Linked DNA regions of Mus musculus: region 1 is linked to region 2. Evidence: chromatin contacts called from ENCODE Hi-C or POLR2A ChIA-PET data. All regions are on one chromosome and are shown on one strand. The core of a region is the stretch at or near the end of the contact, and the rest is flanking DNA. Distances in the headings are between cores, read along the strand shown.

Evidence for each region. A loop is a pair of places that touch in the nucleus more often than their neighbours do. ChIA-PET counts read pairs that join two places held with the same protein, here RNA polymerase II (POLR2A).
Region 1: POLR2A ChIA-PET joins it to region 2 with 14 read pairs in Patski. The contact joins the promoter of Fis1 here to the promoter of Ift22 in region 2. A Hi-C loop is called at or near these places in 1 of 37 maps with a recorded cell type or tissue (left cerebral cortex). POLR2A ChIA-PET finds 5 or more read pairs at or near these places in 3 of 5 experiments (Patski and embryonic stem cell).

Annotation. Positions count from the first base shown.
Region 1 is chr5:136,960,146-136,965,761 of GRCm38, reverse strand. Fis1 (fission, mitochondrial 1) reads right to left here and starts at 3,685. Exons shown (of 5, transcript NM_025562.3): 1 at 3,534-3,685; 2 at 2,631-2,763; 3 at 593-669; 4 at 92-197. The coding sequence starts at 3,578.
Region 2 is chr5:136,906,463-136,911,754 of GRCm38, reverse strand. Ift22 (intraflagellar transport 22) reads right to left here and starts at 3,605. Exons shown (of 5, transcript NM_026073.3): 1 at 3,485-3,605; 2 at 555-631; 3 at 364-453; 4 at 1-66. The coding sequence starts at 3,523.

The sequences.
Region 1 (5,616 bases), core at 2,436-4,935, 54 kb before region 2:
GTGTGTGTGTGTGTGTGTGTGTGTGTGTGTGTGTGTGTTCCCAAGGGCCCCGCTGGGGAGGAGGAAGAACAGCCAACAAGAGGCCTGTCACCTTTCTTCATGGCCTTATCAATCAGGCGTTCCAGCTCCTTGGCCTGGTTGTTCTGGGGCTCAGTCTGCAACAGCCCTCGCACATACTTTAGAGCCTTTTCATATTCCTGCAATCAGAGGAAAGGCACACCTCACACGACACGTTCCTCGGGATGCGTCCCCCTGAGCCCCCCCACCCAGGGGTGTCCTTCCCTGGCCCAGCTCATCCTTCCTCCTCCTCCACCCGTTGCAGCCCCACCCCACAGAGTAGAGTTCACAAACAGCCCAGCTGTGGGGGGGTGATAAGCTAGCAGAGATAACAGCTCCAGGCACGGGGCTGCACCCCAACCTGACGTCAGTGTGGTCCCCACACCCCGATACTCTCTCACCTTCCCTCTCAGAGTCTAACCCACACAGTCCCCATCACCCCAGCCTGCTGCCCTTTGCTGGCTTTCTGAGGGCCAGGACTCTCCACCTGGGCACTCAGGAGGAACGTGGGTCAGAAAGGGCTCCGCAGCCTTACCTTGAGCCGGTAGTTGCCCACGGCCAGGTAGAAGACATAGTCCCGCTGTTCCTCTTTGCTCCCTTTGGGCAACAGCTCTGGAGGGGGAAGGGAGAAGAGAAAGATGGAGTCTCCTTCTAACACTGTGTTCCATGGGTCCTGCTACGCTGACTTGCTCTAGGATCCTGGGAGGGTCATGGTCCTGGACCTCCATTACCAGTTTCTATCACCTGCAGCTTCCCAGTTACAGCCCCGAGACAGCCGTAAGCCTGTCAAACACCTGTGGTGGAGACCAGGAGCCAGCCCCGCAGTCTGTATGGATGGGTGCATTCCCACTGGCAGCCATGGGTCCTACTGCAAGGTCACCTCCCGCCTGACACTCATCTTGCTGAGAATGCCCGAACTTGTGCTCCTCCTGCCACCTCCTGAATGGTCTGGGATACGGCTGGCTTATTATGCAGTGCTGGGAATGGAATTGAAGCAGGGCTTCATACACAGCAAACATGCACTCCGTAGACTGAGCTTTTGTTTTGTTTTTGAAACAGGGTTTCTCTGTGTAGCCCTGGCTGTCCTACAACCCACTCTATAGACCAGGCTGGCCTCAAACTCAGAGATCCTCCTACTTCTGCTACTCCTCCTACTACTGGGATTAAAGGTGTGAATCACCACTCTAGGCCCACAACCTGCCCCCCTTTCCTATAACTCATCTTCCCTGAGTGACCCTTGTCTGACTTGTTTTTCATTTCATTCTGTGTGTGTGTATCCCCGTAGGACGGTATTAAGATAGGCACTCACTATGCCGCCCGGGCTTGTTTCAAACTCCCCATCAGGCTGCCCCAGCCTCTCTAGCGCTGGAGTTCCGTGGTGCGGCAGCCACCACTTCGGCACTAAATAGCTGTGCAGTGCTACAGTCTCCTCAGGGTCTGCACTGTGTCTCCAAACAGGACTCAAATGCTGACACCACTCCCACTGCTGTGCTCTACTGTAAAAGAAACCTAAAAGTCCAAACTGATCAAAGTAGGGGGACAGTATTTGCTTTTAGAGACCCCAGAGCTGGCGGCACCCCTGAACTCGCAGCACTGAGGTAGCTGAAGCAGGACGCACAGGTTAGAGGTCCTGTGTCAAAGTCAACTGACTAATGATACAGCAGTCTTCTGTTCCCAGCGTCGTCCCTTGACAGCCTCTGGGACTATGCCAACACAGCCCCCAGACTTCAAAGTGCACAGACGGCAGGCCCGTCTATAAAATTAAACGGTGTTTGCATAGAATGCACCTATAGTCCCCAAAGATGCAGTGTTCTTTGAGTCAGGGAGCTCATGTAGCCCAGGCTGACCTCAAATTTGGTCAGGATGTGCTGACTCTGGCCTTGAACTTCTGACCTTCCTGCCTCTATCTCCACAGTCAATGTTCGACTACTGAACTATGTTCCTGTGTCTTCACCTTTGTAGTGCTGGGGTCACACAGCCTTGATACCACTAGCCCCTCAGATATTCTAAATCTCTAGAATTTTCCAAATGACTGTTATCCAATACAACGTAAACACTATATTAACGGCAATTAGTAACTATACCAGAAGTGTTTTGTGTACACTGTGTGTGTGCACATGGAAGCATGGAGGTCAGAGGACGGCCAGTGCTTTCACACTCCACAGCATCCCCTAAAGAAAGGGTCTCCAACTGAACCTGGGCTAAGATGGCAACAAGCCATCTCTAGCTGATTCCAGCTTACTCTCTATACAGACTCGGATGGCCACACTCAGCTGCTGCTGTGGGTGCTGGGGATTTGAACCCAGGTCTTCATGCCTGGACAGGATGCACTGAGTCTCCCCAGCCTGAGAGCATTTTTTCCTACAGCATTTTCCATCTGAATGACTGTTCAGATGCTGGGGACGTAGAGAATCAATCTAGCCCTTTCTCCAAGTGAAGTTACTGGTGGTTACTGAATGACAAATGTGCTGTAAGGTGAGGGTTCTGTGTTGGAAAGGGTCCTGGAGGGGTGAGGTCAAGCACAGTAGAGGTCAGGCTGGCTGGCGGCTGGAAAGTGGGGCCCAGCGCCTTACCCTCCAGCAGCACGATGCCTCTGCGGATGTCCTCATTGTATTTGCTTCGAACCAGGCACCAGGCATATTCAAATTGCGTGCTCTTGGACACAGAACCAGCTGCCTGCTCAGACTGAAATTTCCTTTCAAAATTCTGTCATTAGAGAGAAGAGTGACCATTTAGCAACAAAGAGCAGCAATCATTCTCCAGCTAACTTGATGTCTGAATCCCAGTTAGATCATATTTTCCTCCCTGCCGCCTTTCCCTTGTAGATCTTGGTACCCCGAAGCTTCTGTCATCTCCACCCCTGGGTCCCATGCTGTGTCCTCCCCTTCGGAAGGTCCGTGAACCCAGCCCCTAGTGGTACCAAGAGGAGATGCCACCTGGTGGCAGCTGGAGGCACTGCTCCCAAACCAGCTGACCCCAAGTGTCTGAAGAGTAAACATACTGTCCCAGAGCTAAACGACCTCCTACATGGCCTTTCCCTTGAGGCCGCTGGTCCCGTCCCACCCTACTCTTTTGGGCCTGGATCTGCCTTACTTTAATTCTAGGAGAGGAAAGAAAACACAGCTACAAGGATGCGGTGAAAATAGCACCGTGAGGAACTAAACACTAGCGAAAATTTACACCAGTGACTATACTACTCCATCCCTGCACACGAGTACCCCAAATTCCCAGCTCTGCATCACACTAAGACCCCAGGCCTAGGTCTGAGTTGCTGAAACCCGGGAAGCTACAATTCCCGTCAGGCCTAGGGACACGAAGCCGATTCCCACAAGAAGCAGGATGCCGCAGAGGCTGCTGGGAGCCGTAGTTCAGCTTGCCAAGAAAGACGAAACCGGCACTGGTTAGCCTCAGTCAGCTCTCCTCAGGAACTGCCCTTTCCAATTCTGCCCTTCTCCTTCCTCCGTCCCAGACCTTACCTTCAGATCCTCCACAGACACCAGCTCGTTCAGCACGGCCTCCATGGCCGCCGCCCCTGAAAGCCTCACACTAAGGTCTCTACTGGGCCACAGTCTCCATGGTCCAGTAGCAGGGGCGGAGAGGCACTTCCGGCATCGACCTGTGGAGGCCCCGCCCCTTCCTCCTTTGCCTTGGGGCGGGCGGGGGCACTAGTGCCTACGCTGGGATACTTTGCTCTCTTTGGACTCCCCTGATGTCCTAGATCCTCCCTGCATCACATTATCCTAGGAACCAGTGTAAGAACCCCTCACTCTAGGACCCTGGATTATCTTCAATGTTTGCAATAAAATCCTAATGAGTACCAGGGGCCGGAGGGTCTCAGTGTAGTCTCTCACAAAGAGATGCTCAGTCTCTCATAAAGCAAGAGGAATTGGTAGCTATACCCTCTCCATGCTCCACGCACTCCCCCACCTCCCCCCTCCGAAAACTTGGGTCACATGACCATAGTGGACAGCCATTCTTAATAGGATTCTGAAGAAAACCCAGGAAACACAGTCCAGGGTTAAAGGCCCATGGATGGCTCTCATGTTCTGTTGCCAGACCCCACATAGCTCACAACTGCCTGGGTTCCAGCTATAAGGGGAAAACTTGGGTCACATGATCCGCCTGCCTCTGCCTCCTGATTGCTGGGATTAAAGGCACACACCACCACCCAGCTCAGCCTGCTCTCTTATAGAACCCAGGACCATTAGCCCAGGGATGGTACCACCCACAATGGACTGGGTCCTCCCCCAGTTATGTAAATGCCTTGGAGCCAGATCTCATGGAGGCATTTTTCTCAATTGAGGGGCCCTCCTTTGAGAGAGCTCTAGTTTGGGTGTCAAGCTGACAGAGGACTAGCCAGCACACTCGCTGTCCCTTGCCCTATGATTCTGAAACCTCCAGTAATCACAGGCACTCTGCATGTGCCTGCCGTCTTTGCTATTCAGAACATCTATCTTCTAGCCCTGCCGTTGCTTATTGGTTGATTCATTCATTTTTGATTGAGCATTTCCTAAGTGTCGGTCACTATTTAAGTACAGGGATTGGCACTGAGAAAAAGAAAACTCCTATCCTTATGCATCTAATGTGGGGAGGGGGAATGGTCATGCAGGCTTTCATCCTAGCGCTTGGGAGGTGGAGGCAGGAAGAGGAGGAAGTTTAAGATCATCCTTGGCTTAGCAAGTTGGAGTCCAGCCTGGGGTAGGAACTCTTCTTGGGAGCCAGACAATCCAAGGCTTTCTCAGAGGCCTGGGTGAAAGGGCAAAAGGAATGTCAGCTCTGTGTCACTGTCCACAGGCAGACTTGGCAAGGTCTGAGGCTGGGGCCTGGGCCTCACAGGAGTGAGGGTTGCAGTTTGTCGGGATCCTACTCTCTTCCTGGCCTATGGCTATTCGTCCTTAGATAGACGTGTATGTCTGAGGTATCCTGTGTTCTCGTTGCCAACGTTGTCTAATTTAGCTACTTTGGGCCATTCTCCCCCTACAAATAGCACATAAGATGCTGTATTTTGGGCTGGAGAGATGGCTCAGCGGTTAAGAGCATTGACTGCTCTTACAGGGGTCCTGAGTTCAATTCCCAGCAACCACATGGTGGCTCACAACCATCTGTAATGGGATCCGATGCCCTCTTCTGGTGAGTCTGAAGACAGTGACAGTATACTTATACTTACATGCATAAAATAAATAAACAAATCTTTAAAAATAAATAAACAAACAAATGAACCAACAAAAACCCTGATCCCTTAAGATGATACACCTTAGACCTCAGAAGAGCGTGTTGGATCCCCCCACCCCACCCCACCCCCGCCCTGGAGCTGGAGTTACAGGTAGTCATGAGCTACCTGACATGGTGTTTTAGGGTTTCTATTACCACGGAGAGACATCATGATCCTGGCAACTCTTTGCTTGTTTGTTTGTTTGCCCTTCCAGAAGCCCTGGGCTCAGTTCCCAGTTCTGTCAGGTGGTTCACCACCTCCCAGAACTCCAGTGTTGGGGATCGGGTGCCTTTGGCCTCTGTGGGCACCTGACATGTACACAGAAGCACATACATTTGTACATACAA
Region 2 (5,292 bases), core at 2,356-4,855:
TCAGCATTGAAGACGATCACCACTCCATGAGCATCCTTCATCAGAGCGGGCCAACAGGACTCAAACCTGACGTGAAAAAGAAGTCAGGAGAGAGCTGGAGGGCACCCTCGCTTCTCAATGTTTATTTTTGTTATTGTTATTACAGAATTGGGGGCTTTACACATACAGTGCAAGTGTGCTACCACTGAGCCATAACCTTAGCCCCTTCCTGGGGGATTCTAGGCAGGGGCTCTACCACTGAGCCACACCCCCAGCCCCTCACTGGGGGATTCTAGGCAGGGGCTCTACCACTGAGCCAACCAACCCTGACCCTGTTTTTTGTCACTCACCTGTAGAAGCAGAGCTGTATTAAAGGAAACTTACTTAGAGTCGCCACCACAGTCCCAGAGCTCGAATTCGCAGCCCGTGCCTTTGTTGTTGCTGGTGACATGTGGGTTCTCAAACTCTAGGATCCTGAAAACACAAACAGCACAGCAGCCCTCGTGATTAGGAAGTGGGGAGGGAATGAATGATGCTTCACAGCTGCTTCCGAGACTCACACAGGGCAAGCTCACCTCACACCTTGTGTTGGGTTATATTCAGTGATGTCCGAAGATTCAGTGAGAAAGTTGGCCAACACTGTTTTGCCGCTCTGTAAAAGCAAGAACAAATAGATCCAAGAGAGAAACCACCCAGGAGGCCTCACCCACCATGAACGCTGGCACACACCTGCAACCCTAGCACACAGGGGGCTAGGTAGCAAGAAGGCAAGTTCCAGGCTAGCTTGGGCTGCTAGGTGTGGTGAAATACTGGCCACGACTCCTTGGGATCTCGAAGACAGAGAGCATGCTGAAGCATGCTTTCTCCCTGAAGCATGCTGTCTTGCCCTAGCACAATGGGAGCAGCTTGGATTGGGACCCAGTATGCCTCTCCTTACAGCCTGGCTGGTACTCAGTTAACTTATCTGAGGACAGAAAGCCAGAAACCAAACAACAACAACAACAGCAGCAACAACAACAGGAGCAGCACCCCAGGTGAGTGTGTGTCCCACCACCTCCTCTGTTTCTCTGCACAGCTTCAGCCAGTCAGTCTGTTACAGATAAGAGGCCATGAAGAGGATCAAGGTTAACGCTGAGACCCAGGTTTCTGGACTCTTGGCCGGCTGGGTCACTTCTCCTTATATATTACATTAGTAATCACCTTTCCTATAAAAGGACAGTAAGACAGCCTTTCTGAGCCCTCTACCCAAACCTGGTTTCTACCCATCCATCCATCTTTCCATTCAACCACCCACTCACTCCCCCTCTGTCCCCCCATCCATTCATCCAATCACCCACTAATCCCATCCATCTACCCAGCCATCTGCCCAATTCAAACACCTACCCACCCGTCCATCAATGCCACCACTCACTTACCCCCTCTACCCACTCATGCCCATCCACCCACCCACCCACCGTATCTAACCATCACCCACCCATCATCCATCCATCCTTTTACCCATCTTCTCCAACACCCGCTCACCCATCCATCCCCCCATCCACCGATTCCCTCCTCAGAGCTATGATCTTCTCTGTGTATTTGCACCATCCTGTATATGCCTGAATATACAACAAAGCTCCTCTCTCCTCAGAAGTCAATCTCTTAAACCTGAGTGGGCCCTGGTAAAACTCGACAGGATGGGAGAAGGGGATGAGGTGAGGGATAAAAGGGACAGAAGAGGAGAGGAAGGGGTGGAGAGGCTGAGAAGAGGCAGGACGATCAGGAGGTCAAGGTCATTCGAAGCTCCATGAGATCCTGCTTCAGAAAAAGCCCAGACCACCAAGTAACCAAAGACACAGCGCTCTCTGCAATTATACTCTCTTCTCCAAGCTGCTTGCTTTAAGGTAAGGACTTATTATGTAGCTCAGGCTGGGAACCAAGCTTCCTGCCTCAGGCTTGAAAATGATGAAGCGTTGTGTATATCACCAACCGCAGATCTGTAACAGTCTGCAAACTTTCTCCAAACCACAACCATGCTCTCCATTTTATTTTATATATTTATTATATATATTTATTTATTTATTTATTTATTTACTATTATATACAGGGTTTCACTATGTAGCCCTGGCTGGCCCATTGATTAGGCTGACCCTCAACTCAGATTTACCTGTTTCTGCCTCTTGGTGCTGGAATTAAACGCACGCACCATTATGTCCAGGCCGTGTGAGGGTCTGTGCATATTGAGTGCCTGTACCCACAGAGGCCAGAGGTGTCAGGTCTCCTGGCACTGGAACCTAAAGGCAATTGTGAGCCAGCTGGCGTGGGTTCTGGAAACCGAACTCAGCTCTCTCTGCGAGAGCAGTATGTGTTCTTAGTCACCAAGCTGTCTTTCCAGCCCCTCCTTTCTTTTAAGCCTTCTCCTCCTCTCTGCCCCAGGCTAGACTCAACACTCCTATATGGTCCAGACTGGTCTCAAACTTGTGGCAACCCTGAGTGTCTTGTATGCTGAGGTGTCAGGCCTGCGCCACACATGGCTCAATCCTCCTTTGCTTCTGTGCATACTTAGCAACTTCTTTCTCTGACAGGTTTCACGTATCCCAGGCCGGCTTCAGACTTGCTATTGTAGCCCGGGCTGTGGCCTTGAACTGTCAATCATCGTGCCTCTCTACCTTCCAAACCCTGAAACTGAGGCATGTACCACCATGAATGTTTTATATGAAGAGGATTGAACCCCGGGATTCCTGTATGCTAGGCAAACATCCTATCACCCAGCTCTACCCCAGCCTCCTAACTTAGGATTAAAAACATATCTTCACCATATAGTCACCTATGAATGTACATTGGTTCTCATGTTTGGTCCATCAGCCAATAACCTCAGATGAAGATCACATTATTAAGCTAACCTTCTGAGCTGGGACCCAAGGATTTGAACTTTAACCATGTAGGTAATTCCCGAATTCTACTATCTATCTATCTATCTATCTATCTATCTATCTATCTAATTTTGTTATCGGAGACATGTCACATTGTAGCTCAGGCTGTCCCAGAACTCAATACATAGCCCAGGCTGGCCTTAAACTTGTGATCACTCCTCCACTGCCTGCTGAGTCCTGGTATTATTACAGGCATGGGACACTGCACCCAGCTTCCTTCTACAGTTAACTTATTTGCATGTTTAGTTTCGGTCCATCTGAACTTTAATTCGGTGAATCACATATAGAGTGACTTCCTCATATTAATAACCACTTGCTCCAAGTCCCTATATTGAAAATATCTAGTTTTCTAATCTCATGGACACATTCCTTTTGCACGGAAGGTTCGGAGGGGAAGTCATGAGGCGCCCCTTATTTCCGCTGCCCTTGAGACCTGGGTACCTCAATATTCTCCTCCACTACTTGGGAGGGGTGAACTGGATGAAGGCCTGGTCACGGTAGCGCCAGCTGCCGCCCTCAGTGGGGTTGCTGGTACAAAGTTGCACCTCCTGAGAACAACCCCAGTTCTAGGGAGCCCCCGAGCCCTGAGTTACCTCGCAGGGGCCCACGAAGAGGATCTTAGCCTTCAGCATCGCTGTCCGTTAACACGAACCCGCGGAAGCCCACCACCAAAGCGCGCTAAGCTCCCCGCCGCGTCCGCCAGTCTGGGCCGCATGCTCTGATTGGCTGGTCAGTTTCCACGGCGACCGGGAACAGCTGCGCAGTAGCCCAGGAAACCCTGACAGTTCCGGGAGCCTGGAAAAGTGGCCTACGATGGAAGCTGAGGAGGACCAAAAGAGAAAAGGCAAAGCTGGTCCTGCTAACTGCAACCTGAGCGTTCTGGAAGGGGTACAAGAGCCAGGCTCCAACCTGCTTTATTTCTCCCGGTCTTCCTGAACGCTCCATAGATTAAGGGAGCTGCTAAACTTGCCTGGAAAACAGTACTGTGATTTTGGTTTTCTTTTATTTCCGCGGTGGATGCTGGAGATTGAACTCAGGTGGTCATCAATCCTAGGAAAGCGCTCTGTCATTGACACCATATCCCCAGTCCAACTCGCATGTAGACCTGCTGGCCTCAAACTCAAAGATATCCACCTGCCTTTGCCCCCCCAACTTTAATACCATTGAAGGCATGTGTCACCACTCTCGACTCCCAACTTTTTTTTCAATTTAAAAGGTTATATCTATCAATCAATCATCATCTATCTGCGTGTATGTGTGTCCGCCATGATACATATGTGAAGATCAGAGGACAAGCCATAGGACTCAGTTTTCTTCTCCCACCACCATTTCAGGCTTGGTGGTTCCGGCCGTTACCTGATGAGTCACTTTGCAGCCCTGTCATTATTTATTTTGATGCTGAGATTGTTCTTGGCGGCGGAGAAGCTTCTCCAAACCAGTGTGTGTGTTCTTTTGACATTTCGGTCATTCTCTGAGTTTTTTCATATTAAAAACAAAAAAAAAAAAAAAAAAAAAAATCAAAACCTACGCGCGCGTGTGGACACACACACACACACACACATACACACACGTATACAAAAGTGCAGGTGGTTGTGGAAGCCAGAAGGAAGTGCCCTGGAGCTAGAGTTATGGAAGTTCAGTTGCCCAAAATGGATGCTGGAAACCAAAGTCGGGGCTCCTCTGAGAGCAGTCAGTGCTTTAAACTCCGAGCCATCTCCCCAGCCCCGGCTTTCATACTTTTAAGCACCATTATATTAATCGCGGGTGGTTAATTTTATTGCTCTTGTTCCAGAGTGGCAATGTATTACATACATTCTTTCGCATGCATTGAAAAAAAAAATTTAGGGCTGGTGAGATGGCTCAGTGGGTAAGAGCACCCGACTGCTTTTCCGAAGGTCCAGAGTTCAAATCCCAGCAACCACATGGTGGCTCACAACCATCCGTAACAAGATCTGACTCCCTCTTCTGGAGTGTCTGAAGACAGCTATAGTGTACTTACATATAATAAATAAATAAATAAAAAAGAAAAAAGAAAAAAAATTTAAAAGTTTCAAAAGACAAGAGACCCCCTCAGGAAAATTATTTCTTTACAACAACCTGGAAAATTTGAAGGGAACTTTGTGTTCCTGCCTCTGACTTTCGGCATGAAACACACTTAGGTCCCCGGCCCGAGCTGTAGGAGAAGTTGGTGTCAGGTCATTGGGCAGCATATATTCAGAGATGGGACTGCTTGCCCTTTCGCACCTCAAGTTTCCTTTTCAGATGAGAGAGAAACTACACAGTGTGTTTCCCCTTACCAGGTAAATTCCTATAGAGTAGTGTGCATATATGCATGTGCGTGTCTCTCTGTGATCCTGTGGAGGACAGAGGTTGGCTTTGTATATTTCCCTATCAATTTCTA